Linked DNA regions of Mus musculus: all the other regions are linked to region 2. Evidence: chromatin loops called from intact Hi-C (ENCODE). Cell type or tissue: left cerebral cortex. All regions are shown on one strand. Region 1 overlaps Hs3st4 (heparan sulfate (glucosamine) 3-O-sulfotransferase 4). Region 2 overlaps 3100003L05Rik (RIKEN cDNA 3100003L05 gene). Region 3 has its middle 77 kb from the start of 3100003L05Rik.

The links. Peaks named below come from ENCODE experiments on the same cell type or tissue, not always from the same donor. Only the 100,000 strongest peaks of a DNase experiment are listed, where the experiment ranks them.
Region 1: a loop joins it to region 2, with 2.6 times the contacts of the local background. A loop is called at or near these places in 2 of 42 quality-filtered maps.
Region 3: it touches region 2 in a loop (2.6-fold over the local background); 4 of 42 quality-filtered maps call a loop at or near these places.

What each region holds. Positions count from the first base shown.
Region 1 is chr7:124,124,642-124,132,641 of GRCm38, forward strand. All of the region lies in intron 1 of Hs3st4 (heparan sulfate (glucosamine) 3-O-sulfotransferase 4), which reads left to right. Among named protein-coding and RNA genes, the nearest start is that of Gm25759, 18 kb to the right of the region's middle. In left cerebral cortex, a CTCF peak has its summit at 4,531 (motif pointing right); DNase peaks (open chromatin) are centred at 549, 4,535 and 6,864.
Region 2 is chr7:124,664,751-124,672,750 of GRCm38, forward strand. All of the region lies in intron 1 of 3100003L05Rik (RIKEN cDNA 3100003L05 gene), which reads right to left. Among named protein-coding and RNA genes, the nearest start is that of 3100003L05Rik, 40 kb to the right of the region's middle. In left cerebral cortex, no CTCF peak of the experiment used is centred here; DNase peaks (open chromatin) are centred at 4,987, 5,610, 5,931, 6,491 and 2 more places; H3K27ac peaks cover 1,532 bases.
Region 3 is chr7:124,781,448-124,789,447 of GRCm38, forward strand. No RefSeq gene overlaps it. Among named protein-coding and RNA genes, the nearest start is that of 3100003L05Rik, 77 kb to the left of the region's middle. In left cerebral cortex, CTCF peaks have their summits at 1,574 (motif pointing left) and 3,748; DNase peaks (open chromatin) are centred at 1,576, 7,208 and 7,518; H3K27ac peaks cover 1,277 bases.

The sequences.
Region 1 (8,000 bases), 540 kb before region 2:
GCCCATCTTCCAGGTGCTTCTAGAGTCTGTTAAGTTGGCAATTAAGACTAACTGTCACAAACACATACTATGTGTGACTTGTGGTATAGTGTATAGAGTTGAATGTGTAGGTAGAGAAACTAGGAGAGAGGAGGGACTGTGTCAGGAGGTGAGCCACCAAAGGCTTTGTTACCATCAGCAGGGGTTTGTTTATTATTATTTTAAATAGATTTTATTTACATTTTTCATGCGATGTATTTTGATCATGTTTTCCCCCCTCTTCCAACTCCTCTGAGATCCTCCCTCCCTGCTGCATTTTATATGCCCTGCTCTCCTCAGCAGCTGAGTGGCAGGTATATTGGATCCACTATATTATCCTTTCATATGTAAAATTCATAATCATCCATTAATTTTTTAACAAAGCTTTTTTCCCCCCTCCAGAGCAACATTTTCCCCCTATCTTTGTTTGAACATCAAAACTCCCCATGCTTGCTAAGCGTCACCTGCCAGAGGGACAGCTGGGCAAACATTACCTTACAGTATGAATCAGTCCAATTCTCTGTACAAGCTAGAGGACAGCTGGGGTGTTCTAACCCACTTTGGTATTTGTGGATTCTCTATATATTTGAAGCCTCATCTCTCACATTTTATCCTGAAAATAACTCTGTGAGAGAGTGTGGTATTACTACTCCTCGGTAACTGATGGATAAAATCAAATTGTCTACCATATTTTTGAGCACCATACTCGGAGTCCCCATCAGTGAGAAGAATCTTGTACCCACGTCAGTGATCCTACAGTGGTCCCATGTGACAGCTGAGGGGAGCTGAGGAAGAGAGACATTAAAGACCTTGTTTATATCCATGGTTCTAATGTGTAGGGAAGACAGCAGTCAAAAGAAGAAAGAGAGCTGGTGCGTTGTGGTCCAGGATGTAGACCCAGAATCGCTTCCCCATGAAGTCTTCAAAGGGAAAGAGAATAGCATGCTCTCTCATACAAAAATAGTAGGTGTCCCTCTGAAGGGACAGTGGGTCCCAGGTCTCCAAAAGTATTACCAAAGGAAGTTCCCTTTAGCTTTTGTTGTTTTTTGGCCCTCTGCTCATGTGCTCAGTGCACTTGTGTGCTGGAATCACATAAAGATGGATTATGTGGCCAGGCAGTCTGTGTCATCAGCAAGCAGACAGGAGGTTCATATCCCTAAGCAGACAGCCACATTATACAAGCAAAGAAGGAAATGAATACATCGCTGCTGCCTGGCGTCCCCCAATGGGTAATTAAAACGACGCCACTGCTGTCTTCACTACATTCAAAAGTGTTTTAATTTGTATTTAGCCAGAGGCTTTCTAGCAACAGGAACATTTGTACAAATCTAACAAATAATTATAAATAAATAAAGTCTATGCTTCTGCTATTTGGGGGAACGTTTCCTTCAGGTAACACATTTATAAATCCACCTGTTTGACAATATGGAGTTAAAATAACAGTAGACTTTGAACTGGCTGTTTAAACGACAGTTGAAACAGTGTGTTTGTCAGCATAGAAATGAAAAAGAGCATCACTCAGGAGGTGATCCAGGCCCAGAGGTGCCATGGACGGTAAATGCTAAATTACACTAGACCCGGAATATAGCCAGGTATAACCAATGTAGGGGGAATTCAGATTAAAGAAGCCCCTACCATTTATAACTAAGGAGACGTGGAGACTCTAGGTGTCTCTAATGTGTTAGACAGCTGTGCTGATTGGTTTGTTTTTTTTTTTTTTCAACTTGACACAAACTAGAGACATTTGGAAAGAGGGAATCATAGTTGAGAAAATGCCCCCACCACATTGGACTGTGGGCAGATCTATGGGACATTTTCTTGATTGATGTGTCAGGGCTCAGCTCACTGTGGGAGGTGTCCTCCTGGAAGAGATGGTCTTGGATGCTATAAGAAAGCAGACTGAGCAAACCATGAAGGGAAAGCCAGTAAGCAGAACTCCTTCATGAGTTCTGCATCAATTCCTGCCTCCAGCTTCCTCCCTGGTCGAGTTCCTGTCCTGACTAACAACAGGTTTGGAGTATGCCATGGATCAAGTAGGTTTTGGTCAGGGTGTTTTAGTATAGCAATGGTTGGCCTACCTAGGACAACAGCTGTTCATCATCATCATCAATTGAGGAAGTGAAAGAATGAGGGATTCCTTATAGAAGCTAATGGCTAGTGCTCACTTTCTGGCTTAGGACTCTTCTTTCCCTAACTCTTCTCAAGTGTTTTCCATTCAGGCCATCATGGGAGGTTTCTTCACTCTGTAGTTTGGGGGAGTTTTTGAATGGCACTTGATATCTGGTTTTCTTCTTAGCTGACTTCATTTAGGGAAGGCAAAAATATTTTATTTTCACAGTATTGTTGGGTCACAAAAGCTCACTGGATCCCTTTCCTCTCCCGTCATGTTCAGATGACACACCAGTGCAAACCCCACATGTGAGCCTGTGCCTGGCATTTGTTGCTCTCTTATTTAGATCAAGACACCAGGAAGGCATTCCAAGCTGGTGTTACGGACTTAGATGGAAATTATTTCTTTACTATTTTTTTTAAAATTAAGAATTTTTCATAGAATACATTTTGGTCATATTTTTTCTCTTCTACAGCTCCTCACAGGTCCTTCACACCTCCTTAACACCCGACTTCACATTCTCTCTCTCTCTCTCTCTCTCTCTCTCTCTCTCTCTCTCTCTCTCTCTCTCTCTCTCCCTCTGTGTGTCTGTCTGTCTGTCTCTCTTAAAAGAAAACCAAACCCACCCCAAACAAACAAATAAACAAATAAACAAACAAGAAAAATACAAATAAAAACCAACAAGGCAAAACCTAAACAAAAATCCTGACTCTCCTGCATCCAGGCTTAGGGCCTGCCCTGGCATGTGTTTGATCTTGGATTTAAATGGTTGTTGCTGAGAGAATATGAGAAAAGAAATAATTGGTTCCACACATCAGACAGTGCTGAAGACCTCTTAGGATATGATAGGATCTTGTTCTTTAAAAGACCTAGAAGTATTTATAATTTCCTCTTCTCCTTAAAACATATTTTTCAGCCAGGCATGCTGGCACACTTTTTTTTTAATCCCAGAATTTGTAAAGCTGTGGGAGGAGGGTCCTACATTTCTCATCAGCCTGGGCTCCATCAACAACGTGAAGTTGCCTGGATGACAAAGTAATAACCTGTCTTAAAAAGTACAGTTTATGTTATCCCATAAGTATCATGAATATTTGCAGGGTAAACGTGATAGTTAAATGTATATGCACAAAATTGTTAGTGTTCCTAATTTATCAAATTATATGTATCTGATTCTTTACTCTGTATCCCACAAATATTTATTATTAAGATAATTAGTAAAAATAAACTTGTCATATTAGTAGACATAAAATAGAGAGAAATGAGCAGAGGGAGATCTTTCTCATATAATATATGTTAAATTTATAAAAGTCCATTGTCAGTAGGATGGGGAAGGGCTTCATGCCTTCCTGGACCTATCTGAGATGCTATGTGACTTTTAACTACAGGCTCCCTGTGTAGCAGAACCCCTGTAGGAGGGTCCTGATTTGCCTCTCTGATCCAATGGAGTCCTCTTGAACTTGACCTCCTTTATTACAATGTATATCAGGGTGGGAAGGAACAGGACTCTGGAGCCAGGTAATCTGAGTTACCATCAATTCTGCAGCTCCTCTCTGTGTTTTGTCTCCACACTAAATGATGGTGCTAATGGAGGAATAACTTTGAATGGTGGTTATCAACTATGTTACCATCACTGTTTACCTACATCCAGTTTGCTAAAAGCTGCCTTAGCTCAGTGGAATGCATTTCTTATCTGATGTAGCCTAGTCTTCCCAGAAGTCGTACTTATCTGCCCTGATTTATATTCTCTCTCCCTCTCCCGCCCTCCCTCCTTCCCCCTCTCTCTCTCCATCCCTCCTTCCATCTTTCCCTTGCCCCTTCTTTCCTTTCCTCCTTCCTTACCTCCCTCCCTCCCTTTCCCCTTCTTACTCAGCATTTACTATGCACCTGGCATTTGTCAGACAGATGTAGCTGACTCTAACAGAAGGGAAGGATAATAGTTTTCAGCTCTCAGGATCCACAGCCTAAAGACAGAGCGGAGGGAATGTTTGATTGTGATTCATCTTCGCAGCCCATTTTCCATCTTCATTATTGATACAATATCCTCAGCATGCAGTTTTATCCACAGTCTTTGGACAAGCCTCACATGTCCTCAGTTGACTACTTAGAAGCTGTGGTGGCCCCACTGGTTCCTACTTCTTTTTTTAGAACACCAATACCTGTTCATCCTTCCATAGTTCCCATGGATCCTCCCTTTCTTGGGCATGATTCTAGCTTTCCATTTTTTTCCAGGGTATCTGGAGAAGTCTAACTCAGCGAGGTTATTCTTCAGCATGTATCATTGGGTGCCTTATTGCTTGCCCAAGAAGAGGGTCAAACCCCTTAGGGGATTCTTTTTGTTTTAATCCCAGGGAAGAGTGGGTGTTGCCACTAAAGAATTCTGTTTCGTGGATTTGCTGTCCCAACCACTAGGTGTCACTATTCTACATAAATAAAACAGGAAAGACTTGGCCTTGGCACTGTGAAATTAAGTCTTTGGTTGGGGGATCTAGCAGGTTGAGGAACCCACTCATTCTGAAGTGTCAGGTAACAGCAAGCACTGTGCTCTCAAGCCTAGCTAGAGTGCAGGAATAGCCTGCATTAAAAGGCTCTGAAGTCCAACTATCAGACATGTAAATCCAGCTTCTGTCTATATCTGCATTGGTATTGATCCTTTTAAATAGTCTTTAAAGATTAACCTCTCAGAACAGACCTAATGTACTATAGAATGCAGGGAACAGATCACTTCATTATTAATATAGCTGTTTGGGAAGAAATATCTGATAGGATCAGGGCATCACATAAAACCTCACAAAAGAAAACCTCTTCCCTTTCTACAGGTGACCCTCTGTCTGGCAGAGAAATCATACATTGCCACTCAGAGGCAAATAATGAGATTGTTACTCTATTCTCTCCCCATTTTTTTAAAAAAAGAATTTTTGAATAGTTGTATCCGTTTAGGAGAATCTGCTGTGCTTCCTCAGCTAGGCATGAGGACAGATTAACAGGCAAAGGCAAGCGACCCTGCACCCTCTGGCAGCCAGCAGTTTCAGTAAGTCGGTGAGCTCTGTCCTTCTACCTCTGTTACAAAGAAGCAGTTTCTGAAGCATGGCGCTGCGTTCCAGTGTTTATACAAATTCAGGGGCCTTGCTGACCAGCATATACAGCCCTGCAGTGTTTACTGTGTGATAAAGTGTTAAATGGGAGTCTAGTCAACCACACGAGGGTCTGGATAGGCTGTCCTGCCTTTGACATGCTCCTTCTGGGGGAACATCTAATTTTCTAGGCAAGGGTATGGCCACAAAAGCCAGAAAGCATCTACTTTGATGGAATTGCACTGGACTCTTTTAAGGCGGATTCAATCCCCTACATAAAGACCAACACTAATGGTTTTAAAGCAGAAAGTACAGGCAGAGATGAGACTGTCTGATTAACAGTTCCACCATACAGCATCTCTGTGCTGTGACCCCACGGTGGGTTCAGATTGATCCGCTGAGTAACACTATGCACACTGATCAATGCAAACCTACACATTATTTTCAGTTCTTTTCTCTTACAACATGGCAGGGCATCTTTGACCATCTGCTCATGCCTGATAGCACACTGGTACGTAACAGAGACTGTAGAGGTCAGGTGCCTGCCTCCCTTCCTTTAAATTCCTCTGACACAAATGTCCTGAAAAGGGTTTTTGAGAAACCAGTTGTTACACATATCTGGCAGAAAGCTTTGGTTATTGCTGTAGAAATTTCAGTGGGCTCAAGATTCTCTCTGACTATTTCAAAAAGAGGCCAGTTGTAATCCACACAGTGTGGACCTGTGGAATCAGGCTAGAATCTTGACAGTTTGTAGGATTTTTGTTTTGTTTTGTTTTTGTTTTGTTTGTTTTTAAAGCAATAACAAATAGATTGTTGGTCACTATGTAACTTCCTAGCAGCCTAGGGTTCTCATGTTATCAGGTTCTATCATATGATAATGGTAAAAATAATGTAATATCAGTTTTTTTTTGGAATAGAAAAAAAGTTTTTTTCCATAAAGGGCATTTTGAAATGGGTCATTAACTCATTTTATTAGTACATTAATGCTTTGAGTGCTGTAAAGAAATAATGTATCAACCTACTAGGGCTACCATTGATGCAATAAAGAGTAGCACCCAGTGTAAACTGTCACTCATCTCCCCAGCTTGGCTTAAATAAATAACACGAAACCTTTGTGGTTGCGAGCTGCACCCAAATATTTGTACATGGTTGAATTTGTGCCGGATTCAGTTCATGAGCCATTTGTGGTCAAGTAGGATTTGAGTGGGGGGTGGGGTGGGGAGCAGCAATCATAATTAGCCAAATAAACTTTGTATTTAATTCTCATAATGTTTAATCCTTCAGCCAAATTCCAAACTAGGGTCAATGTCATATAGCCTCTTGTGTTCCAAGCAGGGTCTAAATCATCATCTAGTCTATGAGTTTCCTATGTAGGTGGAATAATATAGATTAAGACATGCATCAGTGGGTGGCGTGGGGAATATTTATTCAATATGCTTGTCCTGTTCTTATAAGCAAAAATGTGGTCCTCAATTCAGAGCTGTGACGAAGGGGACAGGATTACTGGTGGGTAAGCATCCTAAAGACATTCTGATGAAGGCTAGTAATCAGTACAAATTGTAACAGCCGTAGAAGGCGTTGCTCTGCAGATGGCTTTATTCTTGAGCACTCAGAACCATCTGGCACTTTGGGGCTGAGCCCAGCTCCACCGCGGCAAGAACCCATATTTGCTCTGCATTGGCACAGACTCCAGAGTCAATGGCTCCTTGACATTTTGGACTCTCCGTCATATGGCAAGTCCAGCTGCAGAGCCTGCTCTTTCCACCGTGCAGGGAAGTGGCTCAGATGAGGTTGCCTTTTGTTGAAGAAAAGGTCACCTCAGGGAGTCTGGAAGCCTTGGCTTAGATTTGTAAATTACACAAGGCACTGTGGACCATTTCTGGTAGATTTAGCGAAGTACTTGCAGTATTGAGGAATATAAGCATTTTACACGCAAAGATCTGAGCTTATGTTAATATATTGGGCAATTACTGATACGTTCAAACAGCAGAGGCTTTCTTCAATCTGCTTCTTTTTTTTTTTTTAACTTATAATAAGCCTTAATCAACACTAGAGCTGGGCAGATATCTACCCTCTAAGCTATTAGAATCTATAACCCCAAATTATAATTCACCATGTTCCATCTGGGCCGCTCTTAACTTCAATTGGCCAGTTCTCATGGCTATGCTTTACGATTTTCCTCTAACCCATGGCATCTTCCTTCTTGCCTTCTCTTTCTCCTCATGATTCTCCTCAGTACTCAAGCCAGGGAACCTCAAACCCTGCCTATCTCAATTCTGCTCAGCTATAGGCTGTAGGCATCTTTATTCCCGAATCAGGGATAACTGGGGGGGGGGGGGGTGGCAAGGTCACATAGTGTCACTTGGGTCTATGTGCAGATTCTCTAGTCCTTGGGAGCAATCAGGTCTTAGGGGCCAATATTTTACAATATAGCAAAAGACCAAACTTCAACCCAGACTCATACAACTTAAAGCTCTTACCCCCGTGCCAAGCTTTATTAGGTCCATTCCACATCATCACAGCCCAGACTTAGCAGGGGAAGTTCCAGGGCCATCAACACTGCTCTTCATATCTCTTATCTTATAATATCTTGTATAGATTTAGACTATCTGAAGGATCACACTATACTGTGCTTTTTTTTTTCTTTCTACTGAAAGACTGTGATATTTCTGAAGTAAGCAAACTGTGTGTTCACTTTTCTTCCTAGAATCCAGGACTTGAGGTAGATATCTTAGGTATTCAGTAGATTAACTGATTAATCCTGATGCTTTCTTTGGGTTTGTGCATCATAAGAAAGCCAA
Region 2 (8,000 bases):
CATTGGGATACAGTGAAAGCAGGGTTCAGAAGAAAACATACAGTATCAAATATAAATTTTAGGAAATAAAATGTGTTTTTGTCATTTATTGTAGTCTTACATGCATTATAAATTCTACATTACCTTATTGTTTTGTTTAAATGATGATATTTTTAAGAGGCTTAAAATATCAGTTTCTTGAAAAATACTAACTACCAAAGTTTACACAAAACACTGATCAATTAAATAGTCATATATCCATTAAAATATCACATTCATTGTCAATAACTCTCCTTTAAATGAAGGGGTTGTATAGAGATGGTTTCACTAGTGAATTCTACCAAACCCCCAAGGAAGAAATCATGCCATGCCTTTGTAGTGACTTCTGGAAGATATTAATAGAAAAACAGCTATCAATTCTGAACTGCCTCTATGAAGTACTTAAGACCTCAACATCAAACACTCTTTTTTTATATTAAAATAATATTTTATTAAATAAAATAACCTATAATTGCAAATGTAGAACAAGTCGTTTTAAGATTAATGGTCATTATTTCTTTTTTTTCTTTTTTTTTTATTAGGTATTTTCCTCGTTTACATTTCCAATGCTATCCCAAAAGTCCCCCATACCCACCCCCCCAATCCCCTACCCACCCACTCCCCCTTTTTGGCCCTGGCGTTCCCCTGTACTGGGGCAAATAAAGTTTGCAAGTCCAAAGGGCCTCTCTTTCCAGTGATGGCTGACTAGGCCATTTTTTGATACATATGCAGCTAGAGACAAGAGCTCCGGGCTACTGGTTAGTTCATATTGTTGTTCCACATATAGGGTTGCAGTTCCCTTTAGCTCCTTGGGTACTTTCTCTAGCTCCTCCATTGGAGGCCCTGTGATCCATCCAATAGCTGACTGTGAGCATCCACTTCTGTGTTTGCTAGGCCCTGGCATAGTCTCACAAGAGACAGCTATATCTGGGTCCTTACAGCAAACACTCTTAAGGCATCATAAGAAAGGAAAACTATACTAATATCGCCTCTAAGCATAAGTATTAAAAAAAAACACACCAGAAACAGAATTCAACAAGATACAAAAATCATCCTATGGGGCTGAGGAGACAGCTCGCCAGACAAGCCAGAGAGACTAAGTTCATAATGTTCAGGTAAGCTCGAAATCTGAGTCTTGGTATAGTCATAAATATCCTTTGCAACATACCGGATATATGACTGTAATCCATCATTCAACAGGTTGAGGAGCAAAAGTCAGAGATGATCGAATCAACCCAGAAAAGCATTGGCAAAATACAACATCTATTTATAATGTTAAACTCTCAGAAAACAGGGATAATAGAAACTTTTCCAACCCAAATTTTAAAAGTCTAGAGAAATCTAGGCCTGGCATCATATTTGCTGATGAGAATTGAGAGGCTTCATCTCAGAATCTGAAATAAAGCGCTCATGTCTCCACATCCTTTCTACTCATTTTGTGCTGAAGCAGGTGGCTAAAGCTGTAACACAAGAATGTTAAACAAAATTAGACATAATTAGAAAGAAGAATAGAGCTGCCTTTGAAGACTGCATGGCTGTATAAAAAATGCTAAAATGTGCAAAAACATCCATAGCTAATAAATATAGTAAGTCACAGGATATAAAATTAATGTACAATGTCAATTTCTGCTCTACATATCAACAAAGGAACAACTGCAAGTGAAATTAAGAAAACAATTATTATTTGCATCAGGACTAACAAACCTATAGGCATCTGTGTAATAAAATAATGTATTAAAGTCTGTGTGAGGAAAACTAGAAAATTGTTAAGTAAATCAAAGAAGGACAAGAGCATGAAAGAGTAAATCATGCATATTCACAAATAGGCATAGTTAAGTCTGTGAGCATATCTGCTCTTTCCAACTTGCCCTACAGGGTCAATACAATCACACTCAAAACCTTCCTACAGGGTCAATACAATCACACTCAAAACCTTCCTGGTTTCTTCTGTAAATGATGACACTGCATCTACGACTGACATGGGAAGGCAATGTCACAGATTCCATTGTTTACAGTGAGATCACGGGTGAAGCCCACTGGAGAAGTGCAGAGACAGAAGTCTGGCTGCAGGACTTCATGGCCTACTGCAACACTGTAACAATCCCAATGGCACAGTCTTGGTACAAGAACAGGCAAGTTAAGTTTGTGGGAGATTGGACTCTCTTTTCTCTTTTTAAATTAACGAATCTTAACTAGATGAGAAGGATGGGGAAGGAAGACAGGATAGGGTGGGAAAGAGGAGGGGAAGTAAGAGGAAGAGGAGGGGACATGGGGGAGAGGAGGAGGTGAAGAGAAGAAAAGGAATGGTGAGAAATAGGAGGAAGAAGAGTAGGGAGGGGGAGGAGGAGCAATAATTTTTCACAAAATTTAGCTCAAAATAGATGTTGAGTGTAAACTGTGGACAGCTGAAAGACCGCAGGTGACATCCCGTTTTGTAGTAAGTTTTAGAATTAACACCAAAGCACGCTTTATTTAAACAAGATTAGTTTTCCCCGCCCCTCCCTGAGAGACTATTGATAATTAATGGTGCCTGGGGAGAGGAGAGCCTTTTCCTTCCACACGAAGTCCATGCTTCAGTAGCCTGGCTCCAGTAAATAATCTCCCTCCCGTGCTCCTGAAGCCACACTAATTAAACTCAATTAGTCCCACACAGAAAAGGCATGAGAAGGGGGCAGGGCTTGCAGAGAAGAAGGGCTTCAGGCGAAGGAAGGGTGATGGTAGGAGGGAACTGGGGGCGGGGGTTTCAAATCTATATTTATTATGTGTGAGTTGATAAAGTATTTTTTTATTGAAAATACCCATAGAACTCTTAAATCCAATAATCCAATAAGAGCTCAATAACAAGAGAGCATAACGTTTTGCTAATTAAAATAAGAAAAAGAGAGCTGGGAATTCATCACAGCTGGCAGAGTGCTTCCATGTCTAGCATACATGAAGCCCAGATGTATAAACAAGGCAAGCGACACACACCCCATAATCCCTGCACCTAGGACTTGGAGCCCAGGAGATACGAAGTTCAAGCTTATCTTGGGGCTTATCTTATTTTCCAGGCAGGGTCTCATGTATTTCAGGGTGGCAGGTTTGAGGTCAGCCTAGGATAGAGGAGACCCTGTGTGTCGAATAATATAAAGTAAATTTGACAGACACTTCTCCCAAATAATATACTGACAGAAAATAACCACAAATAGTGCAGAGTGTTGTTGTCATTAAGTAATTGGAAGTTAAGACAGTAACATAAATAAATAAATAAATAAATAAATAAATAACAGACAAGCTCAAATGCAGACACGGTTGAATAGCAGGAAAAATGATTGTGGTTTGTTGATGGGAATGGAGAGTATGGAAGCCACCTTAGAAGATAGCTTAGTGAATTAGATAAAACACTAAACATAGCCTTGCTAGGATATATCAGTTGTACCCTTAGGCATTTACCAAAAATAGTTGAAAACTTACGTGTGACAATGTGCTGACACATTTATAGCAGCTTTATTTATATGAGCTGAGGTTAGGAGGCAAGCAAGATTCTCTTCCATAGCTGGGTGAATAATCTGTAACGTAGCTATGCAGTTGGCTATTATTCAAGGGTTTAAAAGAAACACGCTCTCTAGCCACGATAAGACAGGGAGAAAACTTAATAGCATTTGCTCAGCCAAAGAAGTCAGTGTGAAAAGCCTGCATACTGTATTATTCCAATTCTATTACAGTCCACAAAAGACAAAGCTGCAGAGACAGTGAAAGGATGGCGGAGGGAAGGAGGGGAGTGATTAAGAGTGGATCCCATGATGTTGGAGTACTGGGAACTATTCTATACAATTGTACCGTGATGTTATGTATGCAGTTTTTTAGCATTTGTCCAAAATAATCATAGAATTGTATAATGCAAAGAAAGACCTTGCTATAATCTAAGGGCTTTAGTTTATAATGATGTACAATGATTTCGGCAACCATCACAATACGTGCCCTTGTGCAAGACGGTAGTAACAGAGAAATCCATTTGTGGTAGGCTATATGGGTACCTGGAACTCTTTCTCTCTGCTTGACTCCCCCAAAAGTTCAAAACTATACTAACAGGGGGAATTTGGTTGATTTTTCTGCCAGTTTCTGGTTGCCCAGGTGAAACAGCCATTCTTTCCCACAGCAGATGCTGCTGAGAAGAAAGGCTAGAGCTGCCTGGGAATGTAACCTCCCTTCCCACTCCACTAGCATGTGTTCCCAGGAGGTTCCTTTGTGTTGTGATCATCTTTTCAACCTAGTGATAAAGAGCTGCAGCCGCCATCCCTTCTGCTTGGTGCTCAGGGTCCACCCGATGGAGCCCCAGCCAGCTCTGCATTTCTGGAGTCTCTGTTCTCCCTCTTGGTGAGCTTGTGAACATCACTAGAGAGCAGCACTAGAGAAGTGTCAGTATTTACCTCCAAGACTGTTGTGAGGTTTAAGTACGCCAATCCCCAATCCCCAGTCTTCAATAAATATGAGCTGTTATGCTGTTATTGTTTAGACACCCTCACACAACACTTACATCAAATGGAAGAAAGACAAAAGATTCCAGCTCAAATCACTTCTGGACTGTCAAAATGCTTAAAAGAAACAGGAAGGTAGGATGCTTGGAAGCCTCTGCCCAGAGGTAGATGAGTGGAGGGAAATACATGTCAAAATGGTTTGAAATCTCCTCTGCCCTTTATCTGGGTGTCCAATGGAGCTCACACCAAATCCCTTTAATAATCCCCTTCTGTGAACTTCACCCTAACCTTGTGGCCTCCCTCTGGACAGGAACCTGTGTTGAAGCATGAACACTGTCCCCAAGTGCACCACCCCCTCTGGCTAGAGCCTTCCTCGTCTTAAACCGGAACCCAGAAGGGTCAGAGAACCCAGCATGTTGCTTCTTCTTTCATTCCCTCTACTATTTATATTTCACTCCACATGCCTGGAGCCCATCACAGGGAAAGGAACATGTTCAGAAAATAAACAGCACCGCCGCCCGATGCTGTGCTTGCTAGAAGCTGTTAGTATAATCTTGTTTCTTCACTTTGGGGAGCTTAAAGCACAGAAATTGCTTTCCCTCAAGTCTTAATATCAAAGGACGCAAAGGGATTCAAAGACAGTTTACAGCACCACAATCCACTGTACAGATGAGTTGCTATGTATTTTCTTGACACCCCTCACCCTCATGTTTGAAACTTGTACTTCTTTGTCCTAAGAGCATCTTCAGGCATCAAGGCATACTGGCCTTGCTTAATTCCCTCCTCTCTCTAATCCCAAGAGGCTGTCTGCAGAAGCTCTGGTATTTCCATGGCATCTCCCTGAAAGGACAGAGTTAGCACTCTGATTCTTCTTGCTATTGTGACAAAAATCCTGGGTAAACCCGGCTTTCTCTGTTGAATTTGAAACTCACATACTAGACACCATCCCCTCTCTAGATTATAGTTTTTAAAAGAGAAGAATTAAAAAAAAAAGAATCTGCTCAAATTGACATTTCCATCTCCCTTACTTATCTGAGAGTGGCAGGCTGTAATTTGCCAACAGGCTCATATTCAAACACATGGGATAGTGCTGACATCATGTGGTTTTTCTCCCTTTTCCAGCCCCAGCATCCTACCCAGGTGGACTTGCTTAGGTCAGTAGATGATGTGAAGGAAAAGAGAGAGAGAGAGAGAGAGAGAGAGAGAGAGAGAGAGAGAGAGAGAGAGAGAGACTATAGAACAATAGTTCTTCATGATCTATGAAGGATCCCCAAGATCCTTTCGTGAGTCAGTTGTGAAGATGTTCCTAGGTCTATCAGGTAGAATAGGATCAGACACTGGATACTACCTACACAGGGGAAGGAAATCCAGGTTTTCTTTTCGTTTTACATCTATTCCAGTGCAGACATATGGCTCCCTTGATGCTGTGAATGAATGAACTTTGAAGAGGAAAACCTGACTCAGCTTCTGGCTCCATAGATTGGTAGCTATCCATCAAGGGTGAGCAAGGAAATCACCGGGAAAACAGTCTCCTGCATCTGGATGAGTTCCCATCTGCTTTTGGTGGTGCTACACCCTCTGCCAGTGGCACATTCTTTCTGTCCGGTTAGGAGCTCCCTTGAGCTGCTGTTCAGTTGCTGACTTGTGTGCTGAAGGGCCATGCTTTCTAAGTTCTTCCCCACCATCACTCCTGTTGCTTTGTCCCTTGATGCTTCTTCAATATCACCCCCCCCCACCCCCCCACCCCCGCACTAGCATTCAATTTCCTTCTTGCTGGGTTGTAGCCCTTGGAGGTTCTTTAATTTGCTGAGAGTAAATGTGGTAGTAAATTACTTCAGTTTTTGCATAATTTTAATATAACTTATAACTTAATAACTTATTTTGTCAAGTTTGCTGTAAGCTCACAGTCAGCAGGAATCTGTCCTCTCAGGAGTCTACCACAGGCCCAGGTTTTGAGAGAGATTCCTAACATCTGCTTTGGGGGTTGAAGTAAGAGAATTCTTCACTCTCCCAGCAGGTTGACAGCTCAGAGTCTATTCTGTGTGGGAAGTGAGAAAAAACTCAGATTAATCAGCTATGACTCATGTAAGTCCAAGGCAAAAAATTTTACTCAGATATCTTTAATGACCCCTCTTGTCAACACTCAGGGAAATGTGTTAAGAGTTAGATCACCAGACTGCAGTACCACAGCAGGATGTTGAGACTCTGAGGGATGGGTCTAGTGGAAAGAAATGAGGTCACTGGAGATAATACTGGAAACTTCCTCCTCCTCCTCCTCCTCCTCCTCCTCCTCTGTCCCCTTTGCTTCCCAACTTCCTTGAGTTAAACAACAATCCCTACTACGATGTTCTGTCTGCCCACAGGCCCAAAGAAATAGACCCACGTGACCGCAGGTTGAAGCTCATGGACCCACGGAGCACAGTAATCTTCCCCCTCTATAAGCTGTTTACCCCTGGTACTTTGCCACCATCGAAAGGATAGAAAGCAGACTGACCAAGTTATGAGAGAAGAGGGCTCAGATCTAGCATCTTTTTCCTAGCTCTATAATTTATTCAGGCACCCCTGTCATTGCTCCTCCTTGCTATCCTTAGAGGCCATATTCCCGATAGTAGCTTTTCTGTGAGAGAATTAGAGTCCCAGCCCCAGATGGTCTGATCTCTGCTCAGCCCGGGGAGTCACTATTGTCCCTAGATTTCCCAAGGCGCATCCTTTCTTGCTTGAGCCTCAGAATGGCTTTTATTTAATTGAAATGATTTTATCTACTCATCCTGTGCTTGAGAGCAGAGAGAGGTTTTGGCATGTGGTTTTATTTCAGGCATCTGTTCCTAATTCCTGCAGTGTTCTATAGGTTTCTGTGGTGCTTTGCTGCTCTGGGGCCCATGTCAGCTAGTCAACCACAGCCATCAGTGGACTGATGCCCTCAGCATCCAGGGTCCTACCAGCTTCAGCATCACACCTGAAGCACATGGATGTTACGTAATCAGAAGTCCAAGACATCCTGCGCATGGCCCAGCTGGGGAATCAGAATCTGTGGTCAGCTTCTCAGGGACAGAGTTGAGCTCTGAACCTTCATGGGTCAATTCTGGAATTTGGAGAAGCTGCTCAGAAGTGGAAGAAAGAACAAGACAAGGGGGCTACACCCAACACGAGTGGGTGTCCTGTACCTGTGCTTACCAGGGCTCTCATGCATCACATGTCTGTGGGAGCGTACTGTTCCTCTTGTGAAAAGTGAGTGTGCAAAGGTGATCCTTCCTCTGCATCTCGGCAACATTGGAGCTGGGCTTGGCCAGCCAGCTTTCTGTGACTACCTGAGCTATTAACCATATAGAGATGAAAGATTTAGTTTGATTTACAAGTTGAGTTCAGTCTAAGGCCAAGTGCTCTTGTCAATTACTGGCTCTTGATGAGGCAGCACAACATGGCAAGAGCAGCTAGCAAAGAGGGTGCTCAGTGTTTGGCTAGGAAGGGAAAGGAGAGAGAGGGAGAGGGAGAGGGAGGGGGAGCGGAGGGGAGGGGGAGGGGAGG
Region 3 (8,000 bases), 120 kb after region 2:
TCAAAGGAATGTTTATTTATAAAAGACACTACAAAGAATATGTCAAAAACCTCATTAAAAGATGTATGTGTATGCATGCATGTGCATGCTTGCATGCATGCATGTGTGTGCATGTGTGTGGTGTATATATTCATTATGTGTGTGCCTGCATGTGTGTATGTGTGATGTGTGTGTGTCTGAGTGCTAGCATGTTACAGTGTGTGTTTGTGTGTGTGTTTGTGATGTATATGTGTGTATGGTATGTGTGCACATGTATGCATATGTTTGGCATTGTGCATATGTGAAGTGTGTGTATGTGCGTGCGCACACGTGTTATACATCCATGTACTCAGAGGTCAGAGAGCTTAGGGTCTCTTTTAGCACTTCATCATTCTATTGTATTAAGGTGGGATGAGGTCTAGGCTGGCAGCCAGCAAGCCCTAGGAATCCCCCGACTCTGTCCCCAGTACAGACAAATACACACGCACCCCTCTTTGTTACATGAGTGCTATGGATTTGAAATCAGGTCTTCATCCATCTGTGGCATGTGCTCTCACCCATGGATCTATATTGCCAGCCCCACTGTGACTTCGGTGTTTTCTTGCTGGCTTTAGCATTCTCAAAGTCTGCTGGGAGAGGCAGTGTTTGGCTTACACCTGTTATCCTCTTTCTCCATAGCTTATTTTGAAGGCCCCAGTGATAAGTTACACATTTCCTTCTGTTCACATTCTATGAGAGACATGAAAAAAGTATGGCTCCTTGTCCTGCAGAGGCGTTCTGAGCAACACATGTTCCTGCATCCTGAAGGGGGTGACAAGTGTTACTGCGTGGTATCATCTCTTCATGTTTATATTAGCATTTCCCAAAGGTTACTTTGACCCATTATTTTTCCTTCATTAAACAATTACTTCCTAAGTAGTTGGCACCGTCTCCACAATGCTCAAGAGCACCAAAGTGAGCAGAAAAGCAAAACAAACATTTCTGGTGACTAGGTTCTTCTGAGCATTCTACTTGCAAAACTAGTCTGTTTGTTTATAAGTGTAATAGCTCATATTTACTAAGATTGAATTGCGCACTAGACCATTTGTTTGGTGGGTACCATGGATTATTTCATACTCCCCAATTTTACTTTTACTGTGTATATGCTACAGCAAACAGGCTGCTCACAGAGCTGGGCTTACAGTCGGGCTTTAATGTTTGAACCCAGATGCTCCAGCCATGGCTTAAGGTTCTGATAAATCAATTGGCTGCTGTGAAGTTTCTTTGTGTTGTCCTTCTCCCACCCTCTCCTCCTGCTCTCTCCTCTTTTCTCTTGGATAGATGCTGTAAAGCTCACTCTCCACAGCCAAGGCTTAGAATTCAGAGATGTTTTGTTCCTAAATCACTAATGTAATAACCAGGTTTTAAGCACTCATGAGAAACCTAGAACACTGTCTATTCTCATATGTAACAGTCTTAGTGGGAGAGTATGAAGATGTATTGACTTACAAGAGTGCAAGAGTGTGCAATTAAAATCTTTTTTTTTTTTTTTAAGATCCATCATCATGGCATGGGTGTGCTTATCAAGATAGACAATATCGACACCTGCTGGTATGTAATGAAATCGCATCCCACCTCTGCAGGCCATCACAATGGCCTTGGCCAGAACTCCTTAATACATGATCTCAGAGTGACAAAAACGAGACACACTGTCTCAGGTCTTTCAACTCAACTTTTCCTTGTTGTAAGCAACTCCTAACTCCGAAACAATAATTTATTTTATCTGTAGAAGTGTTTGCCTCCATATGTTTGTATGTGTACCATGTGCATGTCTCATGCCCAGGGAGGCCAGAAGAGGGTGACATATCCTCAAGAACTGGAGTTAGATGTGATTGTGGGCCTCCACGTATACGCTGGGAACCAAGCTCAGGTCCTCTGAATGAGTAACGAGGGGCTCTTAACCATACCGAGCATCTCTTGAGGTCCCCACTTTAGCAATGACCTCATTTCGTTTATGTTTGCCCTTTTCCTAGTCTGAACCTATCAGCACCTCTCTGGGTACTTTCAAAGCATTCTTGTCACCTCATCACAAGTCAGTTGCCTGGGTTTCTTGGGCTCTACCTAGATAGAAATCGTGGGTAGCTGAGGGGAAACCATTCAAATGGCTCTCTGGTGCCTTCCTTTCCCTCAGAGTTACAGCACCTGTAGACAGAAGTAAGCAGCAACTGGCAGCACTCCCTATTGCCAAAGTACCTAAGCAGTCCTCGGGAAGCAGGCCCTTAGTCATATACAAGTTACATTCCTCACGCAGACCATGGGTACCAGAGCCCTAGTCCTTGGCAATGGCCAGTACTACAGCTCTCAGCCTGGGACTAAACCTCTTGGCCTCAATACCTTACAGCTCTCTGGTTCTCTTCCGGTGGCCAGAACCTACAGGTTTATTCTCTGGGTCCCTATAGGCCTCTACCCTCCTGTAGTCATTTCTTTCTCTACTTCTCATCCCTTCTTCCTCTCCTGGTAACCACTGAGTAGTAATCCAGCTGTTTGCTTCAGCCAGTTAACCAGCTTCTCACTGCTGGCCTAACCTCTCTCTATTGTCTCTATTGTCTCTCTATTGTCTCTGATTGCACTCCTGAAAAGCAGGCAAGAAACAACTACTCCTGAAGATATTTTTATTGGGCTTAATGTTCTAGCAACAGAGGAAGAGTCTTCTAGCTGAAAATCTGAGTGAACATAACAACTACTTTTAATTGTCAACTTGACACAACCCAGAATGACCCAGCAAAATAGTATCAATGAAACATTATCTAGATTGGGTTGATCTGCAGCCATGTCTATGGTGGACTGTCTTAAATCGATGAGGAAATGTCCAGCCCATTGTGGGTGGCATAATTCCCTACCAATGGGGGTTGTCAAACTGTGCAACTGTGGGGAAAAAGTGATGAACATAGGAGGCAGACAAGTAAGCATGCACACGTTCATTTTCTCTGCTCATGACTATGGATGTGATGTGACTACCTGCTTGAAGTTCCTGCTTTGACTTCCCCACAGTGACGGACTGTGATTTGCAATTGCACACTGAAATAAACCACCCTCTCCTCTTAGTTGATTTTTGTTGGGATACCTTATCACAGAGACAGAGATGAAACTAGGACAGTACGCCTAAGAATCCTGATTCTATGACAAGGAGGAGGGGTATCTTGACTAACCACAGCCATTTGTTTTGATCAATCATAGCCATTTGTTTGGACTACTGTCTTACTTTGTTTTCTCTTGCTGTGATAAACACGGCAAAAAAGCAGCTTGCATAAGAAAGAATTTACTAAGACTTAAAATGTATGGTCCATCACGAAGAGAGGTTGGGGCAGGAACTCAAGGCAGGAACCCAGAGGCAGGAACTGAAGCAGAGGCCATGGAGTGCTGCTTACTGGCTTGCTCCCTAAGACTTGCTCAGCCTAGTTTTTGATATAACCCAGAGTCACCTGCCCAGCAGTGGCACTCTATTCAGTTGAATAGACCCTCCCACATCAACCATTAATCAGAAAAATGTCCTACAGAACTATGTACAGGCCAATTTGACAGAGACATTTCCTAACTTGAAATTCCTTCTTCTCAGATGAGAAGTTTGTGTCAAATTGACAAAACAACAACAACAAGAACTAACTAACAGACCAACCACATCTTAACCTTTTAGCTTCAGTCATGGTGTCTGACATTTATACTAGGGACTAGTCCCAGCCTAGTTTTCCAGCCCCAATCTCAGCAACCCCTTTAATGGGGATAGTGCGCCCCCTGTGGCCAAAGTAGAAATAATTCTAGAACCATCTAGATTTCTTAGAGGCTTCTTCTAATGGAGAAGAGGCTGCTGAAAACTGTCTTCAGGAGCCAGGGTGTTAAGCCACAATCTTTGTTTAATCTTATATTATCCACAAAGTGACCGCAATGGCTGCTGCTGGCAGGGAGTGCTTCAGCTGATCATGGAACTGAGAGTTCCTTCGCTTGGAGTGAGGAGGAGAGCCAACTTCCCCACCCCTAACAGCTTTGCTTATTTGCTAAAAGGAAGCAGTAATCCTTGTAGTATGCACTGAAGGAACACTAAGAACACCAAGAAAAAATTAAACAGATTTTTGTAGTTTAAACTTTTTAAACCCCAATTTTTATAACATTTTCTATAAATGTTTTAACCTCTCTTTTAGCCCATTCCCCAACAGAAGTAGAAAGTAAACGTTATTAGGATACAGGGAAGTAGATCTGTTTAGAAATGGGTCTTTGGAGCAACTCCCACCTGCGTTGTCCGCAGTTCAGATCACAGCACTTAGCAACAGCAGCTTGATCCATTCACAAAGACTTTATGAATATATCGGCAGTCCAGTTTAGTGGTGTTGGGATAGTAAACACGAATCAGTAGTAGTGGCATTACCTAGCAGAAACAGCCAGGCCTCAGCTAAATTGGCATGAGTCAGCAGGAGCGATTAGGTCAGAAGTTCGTCGACATGCCTCTCTTAACAAAGTGAAGATCAGGGAAAACTCCAGACCAAGAAGCATTGTAAAGCGAGCTATGCAATCCCCTGTCATTGTCTGTTGAGTTCTATTTATACTCCCGCCAAACATCATGTGTCCTCCATGGGTCTTGCCTCAGCATGTGAGTCTGTCTTAGCAAAACCTCATGTGCGTCTTTATTAGCTGCCGTCACTTTGCCAATTGGCCTGAGTCTACGGCACCAAGAAGCCACCAGACCACCATTAGAAGGGTTTCAGTGCCTTTCTCTCTATGGAGTCACAACAAACAGAGCTCAGCTACACGATGGGAGGCAAGCCAATATACATGTGTATTGTTAGTGAAGAATCCTTTATTGCGCATCCTTTTATGCGTGTGGGTTTTTTTGTTGTTGTTTTAGCAAATCATCTTTTTACCTGTGTCTGCTTCAGGAAAACACTCCTTCATGTGTTTGCCCCAGCAAATCATCATCCAACACGACTGACTTTCCAAAGAAACCAGAAGTTCTCACTTTAGATTTTAACTGTGCTAATGCCCAACTGGTGCTCACGAGGAGGGTCCCTTCCCTAATCTGCTCACTCTAATCTGTTTCTGGTCTGGATCTGACAGAAGGGAGTTTGGATCAGGGCCTCATATGGTTTGGACCCAGTGAATGAAGATGTGGCTGGTAATAGGCTGTCAAAGAGGGAAGAGCAGCAGGCAGCCTTCCTGGCATCTGTGAATGTGACATGCTTAATGTTTTCAGGTGGCTTTTCAGTCAATACTCACAACATTTTTTTTAATAACTAGCAATTATTACTGGTTATTTAACAGATAAAATGATCTAGTAAAAAATTTTCCACCTCCAATTTCAAGTCTTGGGTTCATGGAGCTTAAATAATTTGCTTATGAGCTAAGAGTCTATGTCTTCTTGGCTGTCCCGCCTCTGCAGAGAATTAGATTGTATAATAGATATGTACCTGTGCCGTCTTACTTGGTAATCAACCTTATTATTTTGGCTTCATTTACAGATGAGGAAAGCAAGACTTCTGCAGAGTTATGCAGCTAGGGAGATCCTGAAAGCAAAATCTTTTATTTCACCATATCCCATGCTCATTAGGAAAACCACTTAAGTCATGCTGTTCCACCTACCAGCTTTCAAACCAAGGACAAGGTCAGCTGATCACAGTATAATCATTTACCACATCATTGGAAATGTGTGTGTGTGTGTGTGTGTGTGTGTGTGTGTGGTGTGTGTGTATAAGTGTGCCGCGGTTGGGGAGGTCATGACAGTGCTCTTCTTAGAAGATAACTGATCAAGTGGGATTATTCATGATGTACGGATGGCAGGTACTATGTGATGTGTTATCAGAAAATGACTGCACCCTGCCTTGTTCCGAAGAAAATAAAGACATTCCATGGAAACTTTCTATATGGACTATCTGTTCTACAGGACTGTTCCCTTCTTTCTCTCATGTTTCCCAGAAGCCTGAGTTGGCAGCACAAAAGCTGTGTGTCAGGCATTGGATGCCACAGAGAGCTACCGTCTTCCCATCACAGAGCCAGAGTCTGTCTGCCATGTGAACTTCTGGAGTCTTCCACTTTTCTTTAGCTGCCAGAATCAGGCTCCAGGCTCCATTAGTCTGGTCCATACTTTAGCATTTCTATTTTGGGTTAGCAGGCAGCTGCCTGGGAGAAGGAGACAGAGAAGCATGGGTATTCTAGGAGGTAAGCTGACCTCCAAGGGCTCCTCAAAGTTTCTCCAGCAAAGAAAAATCATGAACACAGAATAGAGTCTGTCCCTGAAGTGGCAGAGCTGGGAAACACTTCCAGCATCATGTTTTTTAACCCTCTGCTTTGACCAGGATCTCTAGGGAGAGTAAAGGAAATCCCAAGATAAAGGGGGCTCTGGCCTGGGAACTGAAACATCTCCACCTTCACGTGCTTGTGCCTGTCCTGCACATTTCTGAGAACTACTTGCCTGTGCTTCTGGCACTGCCCTCACCTCAATAGGTCTTGTAAATCCCAAATACTTCTTCCAGTTGAGTCTTCATAAGCCATCCATCCATCTGTCCATTGCTCTCACATTAAGTATCAATTACCAAAATAAACTGATGCTATCCAAGACTGGCCTTAAAGAGCATCAGTCACATGGGCCCAATGTAGACCCACGCCTCAGGGGAGCAAGGTGGAAGAAAGAAACTAAAGGTTGTTAGGGAGTTCGGAACCCCTCAGAAAGCAGCAGGTATGTGAAACAGGCCTTGGGGGAACTTGTACAGGTGGGCCAAATGCAAAGAAAAATGGGTGTTTTTTAATTCAGGTTCTGAACAGTTCAGTAAATGTCACTTTGGGTTCACCCACGGAAGACAATTATTCTATCTCTGTCTCTAAGAAAGATTTCCAAGTATCTCATTATGGATGATATACAAGTTCTAGTCATGCATTGGCTGTCGAAGTCATGTGGGTCTGGTACACTGATTCTTGGTTATCTTCAATAGAGAGGAGACTCAAGCCAATAAATATCTCAGGAAAGTAGATACCTAGACCCAGATAAGTGAATGAATAATCATGCTTATAAATGCTTAGCTGCTGTGTTGGTGTGTCTCAGGAGAGGTGTTGGCTGCCACTGGGACACCTGGACAGGGACATCTGCACAAGAATGAGACCATAAGTGAGGAAACAATAAAACATAAATACCACCAATCACACCATTTTAGCACCCAGATGCATCACTGCCTGAAGTCATGTCTGGCTTATACTTTCCAACTACATGCATCAATTGGCTTCCCTTTCTGTTCAAAGCAGCTTGGGACAGTTTTAGCTGTCCACCACCTGAAAACTGCATGTTGACTCTTAAAATTATGTCTTTATTTTTGATGCTGGGGACCCAGGGTGTAGAAAGTTGTTTGAGAAAAAATTCAGCCTTGTCAGGATAATACAGGTTTCTCTTTAGGACATTCTAACCTATAGCCCTGGCTCTCTGTGTCTAGAGCTTTCTCCACCTACGGCTTTATACAGCCTCCTTTTAAAAATAACTTCCATCTGCTCGCCTGCCTGCAGCTCCTGCTCCTGCTTCTATTTCTGCATCGTGAGCTTCCCTGCACCAACCCCCACACCCCTGGCAATGACTAAGCTTTAGCAATAAACCCCTCAGCACAGTCTCTCTATCCAACTTTTGCTCTCCAGGTTCCATGGCAGTCTTCCCTTAGCTCAGTATGTGATCCATCAAAGACCTTAGCCACATTTCTGGTCTCACCTATGAATAGTAGGAATGGCATAAACAATTTCTTGACATCCTGAAGATAGATGGCTAATAGAGAAGATGTCAACCCATCTGTGCTCTTTAGAGATTATCCCCATCGTAATGGTTTAGGAAAGGAAGCTGGGCCAAGTTGATTGTAGGTAACAGGGATTCGTAAATTCTTGGCTCCAATAAAGCCAGTAGTCACTGCCAATTTATTAGGGGTTGTACATCATGCTAAGCATCTCTTCAGGTCTGGGTTTATTTCTGACCACCACTTGTTAGGTGTGTTGCTTATTCCTCTCATTGTTGTGACCAAATAACC